4 separate regions of the Homo sapiens genome follow, and regions 1, 2 and 3 are each linked to region 4. The links are chromatin contacts, found by Hi-C or POLR2A ChIA-PET in ENCODE. All regions are on one chromosome and are shown on one strand. Each heading gives the region's core, a stretch centred on a gene start or an enhancer-like site at or near the end of the contact. The rest is flanking DNA. Distances are from core to core; before and after follow the strand shown.

Region 1 (2,700 bases), core at 108-2,607, 1.1 Mb before region 4:
CCCACTGAACACACTTGAGTGCATCCATGATTTGTGCTAAGTAAACAGACAAATGCATACGAACAGCAGAGCCTTTCTTTCTGAAGAAGAGACGCCAATTCTTTTCCAGGGATGCGGACAGCAAGGAGGGAGCCTGTGTACAGTACATTACACCAAGGTTTGGTTCCCCCAACAGCTCCGTGAGGTCAGCAGGAGCCAGGGTTACCAAATCTACTTCACAGAGGAGAAACCGGATTCTTAGAAGAAGCCGTCCATCCCAAGGTCACTCAAAACCGCAGGATCTAGAATCCAGGTCTCCAGATTCCCAGACCCTTGGGCCTCCCCTAGCTGGTTCTAGAGAAACCTCATGGACTCAGCTCTCCGGTGTACTGACTTCATTTGGTGGTGTGTCAACTCCAACAGTAGGCAGACCCAAAGGGTGCCCAGAGTACAACGCTTGGACCCACGGCCAACTCAAGCGGCGCACACGGAGAAGGCACTCAGCACACGAGGAGCACCCCGGCATGCACGAAGTTCTGACTTATCACACACGGAGCAGTCGTAGACCACATGGCCCAATATATGCCTGACACAAAGGGCACAATAACTGCGCGGGCACACAAACACAACCAGGCCCACGACGTAAAGCACGGAGAAGCTCAAACACCCAGGATCGCACAAATGACCAGAGACAAAATACACCGGCCACATGGAAAAGTGTACAGACACAAGCCCGGGACAAAAGACAGTTCCACGGACACAACCAATAACCCACGCTTCCGGACGCCAGGACAAGCGCAAGGTCACACGCTTCTGGAGGACACGTGACTAAACCCACAGACCCCGCCGGGCTTTCGGGACCTGCATGGAGCCCACCTGGCGCCCGACACTCACTGTGGGTGACAGTCACGGTGAGCCCAGCTGCCGCCATTTCCTCCCTGGTCACCTCCTCGCTCCGGGTCGACTCCTCGTCCCGGGTCACCTCCTGGCTCCGATTCATCTCTTCGCCCTGGGTCGCCTCCTCACTCTGGGTCGCCTCTTCACTCCAGGTCGCTTCCTCACTCAGGGTCAACTCCTCGCTCCGGGTCAACTCCTCGCTCCGGGTCGAGCGGCGCCGGGTTTTCTTCTTCATCCGCGGCCTGCGAGCGCCGGCGGCGGCGCCCCTGGTGGGTCGGTCATGCCCGCTGGCAGTACTCCGGGCAGGTGGACGCCCAGAGGGAGGCGGACCACGCTGGGCCGGGGGCTCCGACTGGCGCGGCTCCCGGCCTGGCCGAAGGGCGCGCAGCCGGGAACCCAGCCGCTCCCGGTCGCCTCGCGGTCTCCGCGCCCCCCCGCGCTGAGCCAGGCCCGCACTTGTTGACCGCCCAGCGATGGAAGCTGAGCGCGGCGTCTCACAACCCCGCCCGACTACTTCCCAGCCCCGCCCCGGCCTGCCGGCCCCGCCCTCGCCCTATGCCGCGTTAGTTGCCTCCAGGCCCCACCCACTCAACTGAGGCCCCGCCTTGCTACAGTAAAACCCCTCCCACTCCTTCTACCAACACCCCGCCCCCTGCAGGCTCTCTCCGAGAGCACCAAGTCCTTTTGCTCTCCATCCCCGGAAGACCCGGCTGAAAATCCGGAAAAAGAATCGGGAAACGCCAGGAGGCATATTGCGCTTGCGCACGGAGGGGCCGGAAGTCGAGGCGGGAGTGACTCTGCTTCCGTTTCTGGTTTTGCTCTAGTGTTTGGGTTTCTTCGCGGCTGCTCAAGATGAACCGACTCTTCGGGAAAGCGAAACCCAAGGCTCCGCCGCCCAGCCTGACTGACTGCATTGGCACGGTGGGCATTTGATCATGCATAAGTAGGCTCAGGACCTCTGACACACCCGACCCCGCCCACCCCCAGCCCCGGGCCCATATTCTTCCACTTCATTTCGGGTCCTGGGCCCCTTACACGTCGTCCCTCTCTATCTCACCTTCTCCCCTTCATCCCTGTTACCCAAGTCATTCCTAACGCCACAAACCAGGGAACCCCTAACCCCATCACTGCCTTGCCCTGCCAGCACCCAACCCGTTTTGATGCCCATTGCCCGTCCACTCGCTCTCGCCTTGATCCTCTCACCTCACCCAGCCCTAGGCCCATACACCCTTCCCACCTCATCCTGCCTGATCCCTTACCCTTCTTCCATCTGTCATCCCCAGTCCACATCAGGACTCAGCTTGATATCCTAGGTCAACATATCTGTGCCTTCGTCCTGGATCTCAGTAACACAAAACTCAGAACCCTAGCCCCTCAGATTAAGCCACCATCCCCGATTTAGGGAATGGCATTAGATCTACAATCAGCTGGTTTCACTTGGCACTGGCCCATTTCATGTGCCTCTTGGAGGAACTCTCAGCCTGGCTAGTCTCTGATTCTAGGGAAATTCCAACTCAACTCAGTGATTCTCAAATTATTTTCTGCCCCAACCCACTTGAAGGCTACCTGGTATATCAGAATCGGGGCAGTGTGGCGGGGGGTAAGAGAATAATTTATAAAGCCCAGGGTTTCTGGTTGGGAATACCCTTCTTTGTGAACCACTGTTTTTCACCCTTCCCCTTAAGCTCCTCTTTTCTTCCTCTGTATTCCTTCCTCTCTACCTGCCCCTTCTGGAATAAGTGTATTGCAGTAACTACCAGTGCATTTGATATTTTCCCCTAAGGTGGACAGTAGAGCAGAATCCATTGACAAGAAGATTTCTCG
Region 2 (2,700 bases), core at 201-2,700, 1.3 Mb before region 4:
GCGTAGCATATATACCAACAGACAAAGGCATGCCCTAACTAGCTTTGAAGCCTCACCTCCGGCTATTCTAGCTCCCTTAGCTATGGCTATATCCAATTAGTTGCAATTTCCTAAAAACATCATATTCTTCCACACCTTAGTATAGCCTTCCCCTGTGCTTTGTCCACTGCTCTCCTCCCATTTTCAAAACTCAGCTCAATTGCCACTTTCCCAAAGAAATTCTCTCTGATCTATCAGGTTAATATAGGAGGCTCTCCCCTACTGACTTCTACCTCATGGTTTCTCTGGCAGTCTGTTGACTTGTTTGGCTTCTCACTAAAGTCTAACTGGGGCTTTTCAACTCTGCATCTCCAGTTCTGTTTTTGTTTTAAATCGAGACGGGGTTTCACCATGTTGCTTGGGCTGGTATCAAACTTCTGAGCTCACGCAATCAGCCCACGCTGGCGTCCCAAAGTGCTGGGATTACACACGTGAGCCACCGAGCGTGGCAAACTCCATCTTTCTTGGTGCTAGATACTGACATACCTGCTGTGTCCCTGGATAAAGAAGCGGACCCCAATTCCCATTAAGCCCCCGTGGTACCATTTTCAAGTCCGAGGTCTTACGTTGCAGATTGTACATCCAGGTTCCCTGACCCGTAGGATTTAAAAGTGAGGTCAAATAATTAAACAAATTGTTTTAGTCAGACACTCTTGCGGCTACTCTGTAGCCAAACTGGGTGAAAACCTGACCAGAGGAGTCCACGGCCCTCTGTACATCAAAGACGGTCCAAACGTCTCACTGTTTAGCTCAGTCCCAGACACACTGAGCTCAATCTGCACGAATCAGCGAGGTCCAGGGCAGATAACATGTGTCTAGGGGCCTGGACTTGCACAAAAAGCCTTAACAACTTCACAATTTGATTAATTATGCCGCCTTGGACCACGCGTGAAAAACAGCAAGACCCAAGGCCTATGCTATTGGTCTGGGGACTAGACCCACCTGGCTCAAGCATTTTTTGCTCGCCACGTTCCCAAAAAGAGAAGAGGCGCCCGTAAGAGGGGGGGGGGGGGGGGCAAGACTGTTCCAAGAGCTTTCCCGTTCACACACAGCTCCCGCTGGGTCACTGTACTCGAGCCCTTCCCGCCCTCGCGGGCCCAGGCGGCCACCCCACAGGTTTGGGAACCCTAGGACTTGCAGTGCTCCTGGGCCATGCCCCACCAGCCGGAGACTTCCGCACTCTCAGGCTCGCTGAGTGGAGAAAAGGGCTCCAGAAGATTCCACGAGCGCCGGGAAGCCGCGCTAGCACCAACACCCACAAGGCCTTTCGGCGCAGCTCCTCCCGACCCGTGCGCCCCCGCGCCGTTGCCCAGGTAACGGCGGGGCGGTGGCAGCGGCCGAGAAGGGCGGGACTTCCGGCGGGTGACGCGCCCGGGTTCGGCTACAAAAGAGGACGGCTGCGGCGCGCCGGGCGGAACTTTCCAGAACGCTCGGTGAGAGGCGGAGGAGCGGTAACTACCCCGGCTGCGCACAGCTCGGCGCTCCTTCCCGCTCCCTCACACACCGGCCTCAGCCCGCACCGGTGAGTTTGAGCCCTCGCGCTGCCCCTAGTCCCCTGGCTGGCGCCATTGGCGCCGGGAAACCGATGGAGCCGCGGTCGGGAGGCAGTTGGCCGCGTGGGTAGGACCGCTGTCAGTTCCTGGGCCCACGATTTCCCTTTTGGAGGGCTGGTGTGGTGCCCTGGCAACCCATCCCCGGCACGCACAGTGAATGGGCCCGAGACCTTTCCTAGACCTCCCTCCTTCCCCAGCCTGGGATCTCCAAGGAGCTACTGTCTTCGGCTGCCCCTCCGTGCGCGCCCCCGCGGCCCCCCTCCCCGTCCGTGCTCGCTCGGGGTGGGGGGGGGGAGTGGGGTTGGCGACCCTGCGCACGCGCACAGGGAGGCAGGGGCGAGGGGCTGCGGGGGGAGCCGGGCGGAGACTGCGGCTTTTGGTTTCGCTTTCTCTGTTTCCCCTCCCTTTGTTTGTTGAGGGCTGGGCTTTCCCCACCGCCACTTGGGTCCAGGGTGGGAGGGAGAAAGGAAGGAAATCGGTCAGCGCCAAGTGCAAGGGGAAACCTGGCAGGTAAACTCTGCCAGCCTGAGGGGCGAGAGGGATTCGGCTGGAGAAGCTGTAAGCCGTGGGCGGTGGAGGGCTTGCTGTGTGGAGCCAGTAACCTGTTCTATAAACCACTCCCCCCCACCACTGTGTGCCCAGACGTCTTTTTCTGGAGAGTATATGGAGTTTATCAGATTTGCCAAAGACAGTGATAGTGTAATGACCGGTAGACTGAACATATCAGTGCTTCTTTTGGTTACAACTGTCACCGCCTCTAGGGCAAACGGGAAGAATCCAGATAATAGTTGTGTTATATTAGTATGGAAGCTTTGGTGTAGGAAAATTGGAACCAGCTGCTAGAAGGCGGCTCTCAGATTATTTCCCGATAATGATTATTTGTTTTGTCTGTTCGAGTTTATAGCTGAATTATCGCAGGAATTGTTACCTTTTTGGTGAAATTTAGGGAAGGTGGTGTTCTTATAATCGGATTTTGCAAAGAGATTGCTCGGCCTTAGCTCTCTTTTTTATTAAAAGCTACCAGTTGAAAGCCGGTTAAAGTTGCATTTTCTTATTTCAGGCAGTAGAAGATGGTGAAAGAAACAACTTACTACGATGTTTTGGGGGT
Region 3 (2,700 bases), core at 46-2,545, 1.4 Mb after region 4:
AATCCCTGATCCCTGAAACTGATCTAAGTTTTGCCTTTAGCACCAAATCCCCTGATGTTAACCCTAAATGTTGACCCCTAAGCCTAAAGTTCATTTATAATTTGATTCCTAACTCACGCTTTCACTGTTTATCCTTAACACCGACCATGCCAACATTCTTTAATCCCTCAAACAAGCTCTAACCTGATTCCTGTTGTTTGTTGACCCTTAACCTGACCCTGAACTCAAATTATGACGTATGATGGCCATCCCAGCAAACAAGATAATGACCGTAATCTAAACCTTACCTATCTAAAACGGACCTGACTCACACTAACTCTTAAGTTTTAACCCCAGCTTTTAACTCCTATAGCGACCCTTGATTCCTAAACGGACCCCACCTAATCCCCAACTCACCCAAAGCTTTCCTACCCACATGCCCGCTATCAGCTAACACCAAAGCCCGTCCCCGCCCTGCGCCCCGCTGCCACCCGACTCCTCACGCTCCCCAAAGCCTATCCCAGACATAGGACTGCTCCCAGGAAAGGCCTGTCTTCCCCAAGACGGCCTACTTCACGCCGAGCTCAAGCCGAGATGCGCTGGACGCTGACCTCTCCAACTAATAGGACCCGAACCGGACACGCAAGAGAGGCAGGGCCCGCCCGCCCCGGGGCCAGGCCCCGCGGCCCCACCCTAAGGCCCCCGCCCGGCCCGGTCTGGCCTACCTGCGCTGCCTGGCTCTGCGCCCCGCCCGCCGGCCCGCCGCCCCGCCGCTTCTCGGGTCGCCCTCGGGCTCCGGCCTCGCCCTCCCTTCGACACTCTCTCGGCCACTTCCGTCCTGGGAACGTCCCCCACCCGCGGGCGGCGCCCTGGGCCCGCGCTCTATGGTCGCGGGGGGCAGGCAGGAAGCTGCTCTGGCCCCGTTCTCGATGCTCGGGAGCCGCCAAAGCCCGGCAGCCCCTCCCTGGCAGGAAGCGAGGGTGCGGCGCAATCCGGAGAGGACGCCAGGACGACGCCCGAGTTCCCTTTCAGGCTAGAACTCTTCCTTTTTCTAGCTTGGGGTAGAAGGCGGAGCCGGAGCCCCGGAACCCCCGCCCTCGGGGTGCGAGGCGGCAGCAGGGCCGTCCCCTACATTTGCATAGCCCCTGGGACGTGGCGCTGCACCCAAGCCTCTTCTCAGTTGGAGGGAACTCCAAGTCCCACAGTGCCACGGGGTGGGGTGCGTCACTTTCGCTGCGTTGGAGGCTGAGGAGAATTGAGCCTGGGAGGCGGGTCCGGAGAGGGCTATGGAAAGCCGCCGGCGGGGAATCCCGGCCGTAGAGGGACAGTGGATAGGTGCCCGAGGCCTACAGCTGGCCTGGGGCTCGTGTCTGGGCTTCGGACGTTGGGGCCCGGTGGCCCACCCTTTCCGTAGTTGTCCCAAATGGAGCTGGAATTGGATGCTGGTGACCAAGACCTGCTGGCCTTCCTGCTAGAGGAAAGTGGAGATTTGGGGACGGCACCCGATGAGGCCGTGAGGGCCCCACTGGACTGGGCGCTGCCGCTTTCTGAGGTAGGTTGGGGTTCTGACTGGGGAAAGCGTGGGATGTCCATGAAGTCAGGTGATGGTGATAAGGTCAAGGCCTGTTCATTGGAACCCTGCGCAGGTACCGAGCGACTGGGAAGTAGATGATTTGCTGTGCTCCCTGCTGAGTCCCCCAGCGTCGTTGAACATTCTCAGCTCCTCCAACCCCTGCCTTGTCCACCATGACCACACCTACTCCCTCCCACGGGAAACTGTCTCTATGGATCTAGGTGAGTCTGAAATAAGTTTGCGGGGAGGACAGGGTTCATGGGCCTGGCTATTCATACTTTCCCTTTTGCAGAGAGTGAGAGCTGTAGAAAAGAGGGGACCCAGATGACTCCACAGCATATGGAGGAGCTGGCAGAGCAGGTACTTGACTTGATTTTCAGGAGATTACTCTCACATTCCCCAGGTGGGGGCAGGATTCCCCATTCCTCTCTGACATCCCCATGCAACTGCCGTCCACTTTCTTGTTACCCTAGGAGATTGCTAGGCTAGTACTGACAGATGAGGAGAAGAGTCTATTGGAGAAGGAGGGGCTTATTCTGCCTGAGACACTTCCTCTCACTAAGGTAAGACTCTCATTGGTTGAACAAAGGCTGAAAAGGGATTAAAAGTCCCAAGTAGGCAAATTCTGTTAACTTTATATCAATAACTTTAAAAAAGGATTGAGGTGAGAAACTTAGTAGATTTATTGCTAATAGGAAGTTGAGGCAGGTACACAATATGCCAGATGCAAGGGCAGATCCTCGTTTTTGTTGGGCTTATACAAATTTTGGTGTTCTGTTAAAAAAATAACTCAAAATTATCAGTGCAACATTAGTATTGGGCCTTGGAAAGGACTGTGTAAGTGAAGGGCCTTGACACTTCGTTGGCTTCATAGTAATCCACCTCTTGCTGAATGGTAGAACTGTTTAGAGAGTTCAACAGGGTTGGACTAAGCAGTACATGAATAAATGTAAAATCCTTAGTTTTCAGTTTTAAGCAATGAGTGGCAACTTCACAAGCAGAGTACTGGGGTACTATGATGAAATCAGTGCTCATTAATAGAAAGGTTACAGGAATATATATATATTTTTTGACAAGGTCTTGCTCTGTTGCCCAGGCTGGAGTGCACTGATGTGATCATGGCTCACTGCAGCCTTGACTTTCTGGGC
Region 4 (2,706 bases), core at 71-2,570:
AAGTACAAAGAAGATGCTTTAAAACATTTTCCAAAGCACACTTAAAATGTGACAATAGCTGCCGGTCACTAAGAAGCTAAAGGGAGATAAATTATCTTGGCATACAGCAACAGAATGGTTTATTTTAAGCAAAGACTAAAAGGAGTCTAATAAAATTATTGGGAGACCAAGGCTAAAAGCCACAGATGCAGGAAGAGTTGCAGCAACCAATCCAAAAAAGTTTAGCCTTTCACAAAGAGTAGAAAGGCCAGCTGTGGACTGTGTGTGGACTTTTAGGTCCTTTTGCATTGAAGATTAGGGTGGCCTCCCCCTAGCCTCGAAATAAAAAATCGTCTCTGAAGCAGAGAGACAACAAGGCAGGGCATGAAGAGGAATCCAATCTATTTCTTGTAAATTAAATTCAACTCAACAAATATTTCCTGAAAATCTACTATGTGCAAGACATTGTGAACGATGCTTGCCTTACCTCAAAGGCTTCAAAATTTTATGGGAAAAGGGAAGCGAACGGGCTTCCCGGAAGTAAACAACCCAAGGGCGAATAGAAATGCCCTAAAAGAGGTGCCGGTCAGGCTTATCGGTTCAAAAGCAAGAAGGCTTTGGGACTCAAGAGTTTAGTCTCCCAAAGTGAGAGAAGTGGCGTTCAAGATAATTGCTGAAGAAAAGGCAGAGATATGGGGATGAAAGATAGGAAAGTAGGTGAACTTTAGGAAGAGCCAAGAGGGGCCAACTCTCGGTTCCCTCACAACTGCCAGTTTCCTCCCGCGCTCAGCCGACGTCACGCGCACCCGTGTCCGCGGGCAGGCGCCACGGTTCCGGACCAGACCTACCCCTCCTCTATTCTCCCCGCCCTTTCTCACCTCGGTCCAAACTCCTCGGTCTGCCCTGTCTGAGAAGAGGAGAAGACAATGCCGTCGGGAGTGAGCCCCAAAGCCCGCAACCTAACAGTCCCGTCAACCCGGGAGCCACCGGCGGCGGCCAGGCCGCATCTCCATGGCAACGCCGCCAAGCGCCAGTTCGAACGCCCGCGCTGTGGCCCGCGCGTCGCCAGTCCCGCACCGCCCACCAATGGGCATCCAAGGAATCGGTTGACGTTCGTTGACTTCTCCTCTGGAAGACCAATCAGAGGTCTGAAGAAACCGTGGGCGTAACTCTCAATTTCCGACCTTCAGCCAATCGTTCCGCTTGAGGGAAGATCTCGCGACGTTTCAGTGTGAGACGCGCACCTTTGAGGCGGGTCGAAGATCCTTCTGCCGAATTCTATTGATGGGCCCAAGCGTAACCAGGCTCTTCTGATTGGCCGGTGTACTTCAGTTTCCGTCCAAGGTCCGCCTCCTACCTCCTTCTGCTTCGGGTGAGTACCCTTAAGGGCCCACTTGATTTTAGTTCTCAGTGGAGGAAATGAGCCTTGGAGCGATGGGAATCTGCCTCTGGCAAACCTCTGGTCGCTGCAGGGCCCGAGAGGGATGCGCCCTCCTCTAAGTTGGCAGTGAGGTGTGGGCAGGCCAGGTCCCATCCGCTCTCAGGACCTCAGTTTTCCTGTCTGCACCGGGAGAAGGGAGGTTCCCTGACTCTGAGCCTTGCTTGTCCCCGTCGGAGTGGGGATAGGGTGGGTCGTCCAAATCCCAGAGGCGGGAGAGGTCCAGGTTTAGGGCCCAGAGGCCCAGGCGCCGAACCTTCCCCTCCCTGGGCCTCAGTTTCACTTGTTGCTACCCATTAAACCCCGCCTGCTTTCCAAAAGAGATTTTATGTTTTCTAATTGCTTCAGTTATTGAATGGATAATATCGTGGCAGTTATAGCAGAAGTAAAGAAAGTCGAACAAGAGCCCCACCGCCTTAAACAAACAAACAAAAAAGGGACAGCGTAAACAATGCAGGCCGGGTGCGGTGGCTCACGCCTGTAATCCCAGCATTTTGGGAGGCCAAGGCGGGCGGATCACGAGGTCAGGAGATCGAGACCATCCTGGCTAACACGGTGAAACCCCGTCTCTACTAAACAAAATACAAAAGTTAGCCAGGCGTCGTGGCGGGCACGTATAGTCCCTGCTACTCGGGAGGCTGAGGCAGGAGAATGGCATGAACCCAGGAGGCGGAGCTTGCAGTGAGCGGAGGTCGCGCCACTGCACTCCAGCCTGGGCGACAGAGCGAGACTCCGTCTCAAAAACAAAACAAAACAAAAAAAAACTGAATGCAATCAAATTGTCAAATGTAAAACGCTATTATAGAGTTAAGGTTAAGATCATTGATGTTAGGAGTCAGGCAGACCTACATTTGAGTCACTTACCCAGACATCTCTGAGCTATAGTTCCCTTTCTACTCTTCTGAAAAATGGCAGTAATGCCTCAGCGGGTTGTTGTGAAGATTAAGTGAAATAATGAAGGTAAAGCACTTGACACAACGCCTGGCGAGTAGTAACTTCTTAAAAAATGGTAGCGGCCGGGCGCGGTGGCTCACGCCTGTAATCCTAGCCCTTTGGGAGGCCGAGGCGGGCGGATCACGAGGTCAGGAGATCGAGACCATCCTGGCTGACACGGTGAAACCCCGTCTCTACTAAAAACACAAAAAATTAGCCGGGCGTGGTGGCGGGCGCCTGTGGTCCCAGCTACTCGGGAGGCTGAGGCAGGAGAATGGCACGAACCCGGGAGGCGGAGTTTGCAGAGAGCAGAGATCGCACCACTGCACTCCAGCCTGGGCGACAGAGGGAGACTC

The links. A loop is a pair of places that touch in the nucleus more often than their neighbours do. ChIA-PET counts read pairs that join two places held with the same protein, here RNA polymerase II (POLR2A). Pooled maps may share reads with other maps.
Region 1: a loop to region 4 is called in a pooled map, with 15 times the contacts of the local background. The contact joins the promoter of BAG1 here to the promoter of NUDT2 in region 4. A Hi-C loop is called at or near these places in 8 of 50 pooled maps.
Region 2: a loop to region 4 is called in a pooled map, with 15 times the contacts of the local background. The contact joins the promoter of DNAJA1 here to the promoter of NUDT2 in region 4. A Hi-C loop is called at or near these places in 6 of 50 pooled maps.
Region 3: a pooled map shows a loop between it and region 4 (16-fold over the local background). The contact joins the promoter of CREB3 here to the promoter of NUDT2 in region 4. A Hi-C loop is called at or near these places in 2 of 37 single-sample maps with no recorded cell type and 11 of 50 pooled maps. POLR2A ChIA-PET finds 5 or more read pairs at or near these places in 1 of 52 experiments (activated CD8-positive, alpha-beta memory T cell).

The regions. Positions count from the first base shown.
Region 1 is chr9:33,263,351-33,266,050 of GRCh38, forward strand. BAG1 (BAG cochaperone 1) reads right to left here and starts at 1,358. Exons shown (of 7, transcript NM_004323.6): 1 at 874-1,358. The coding sequence starts at 1,324. It overlaps CHMP5 (charged multivesicular body protein 5), which reads left to right and starts at 1,699. Exons shown (of 8, transcript NM_016410.6): 1 at 1,699-1,797; 2 at 2,660-2,700. The coding sequence starts at 1,729. RefSeq lists enhancers at 367-416, 547-1,136, 1,667-1,906 and a silencer at 1,167-1,486.
Region 2 is chr9:33,023,823-33,026,522 of GRCh38, forward strand. DNAJA1 (DnaJ heat shock protein family (Hsp40) member A1) reads left to right here and starts at 1,451. Exons shown (of 9, transcript NM_001539.4): 1 at 1,451-1,561; 2 at 2,653-2,700. The coding sequence starts at 2,663. It also overlaps a transcript of APTX not described here. RefSeq lists enhancers at 291-886, 1,209-1,503, 1,481-2,075, 2,032-2,101 and silencers at 1,362-1,511, 1,792-1,931.
Region 3 is chr9:35,731,371-35,734,070 of GRCh38, forward strand. CREB3 (cAMP responsive element binding protein 3) reads left to right here and starts at 1,296. Exons shown (of 9, transcript NM_006368.5): 1 at 1,296-1,531; 2 at 1,626-1,773; 3 at 1,845-1,912; 4 at 2,026-2,115. The coding sequence starts at 1,403. TLN1 (talin 1) reads right to left here and starts at 825. Exons shown (of 57, transcript NM_006289.4): 1 at 705-825. MIR6853 (microRNA 6853) reads left to right here and starts at 1,552; the gene lies at 1,552-1,625. RefSeq lists enhancers at 382-431, 1,232-1,281, 1,332-1,421 and silencers at 612-901, 942-1,101.
Region 4 is chr9:34,328,249-34,330,954 of GRCh38, forward strand. NUDT2 (nudix hydrolase 2) reads left to right here and starts at 1,321. Exons shown (of 5, transcript NM_001161.5): 1 at 1,321-1,351. KIF24 (kinesin family member 24) reads right to left here and starts at 1,020. Exons shown (of 13, transcript NM_194313.4): 1 at 858-1,020. RefSeq lists enhancers at 687-746, 847-946, 1,034-1,541, 1,077-1,266.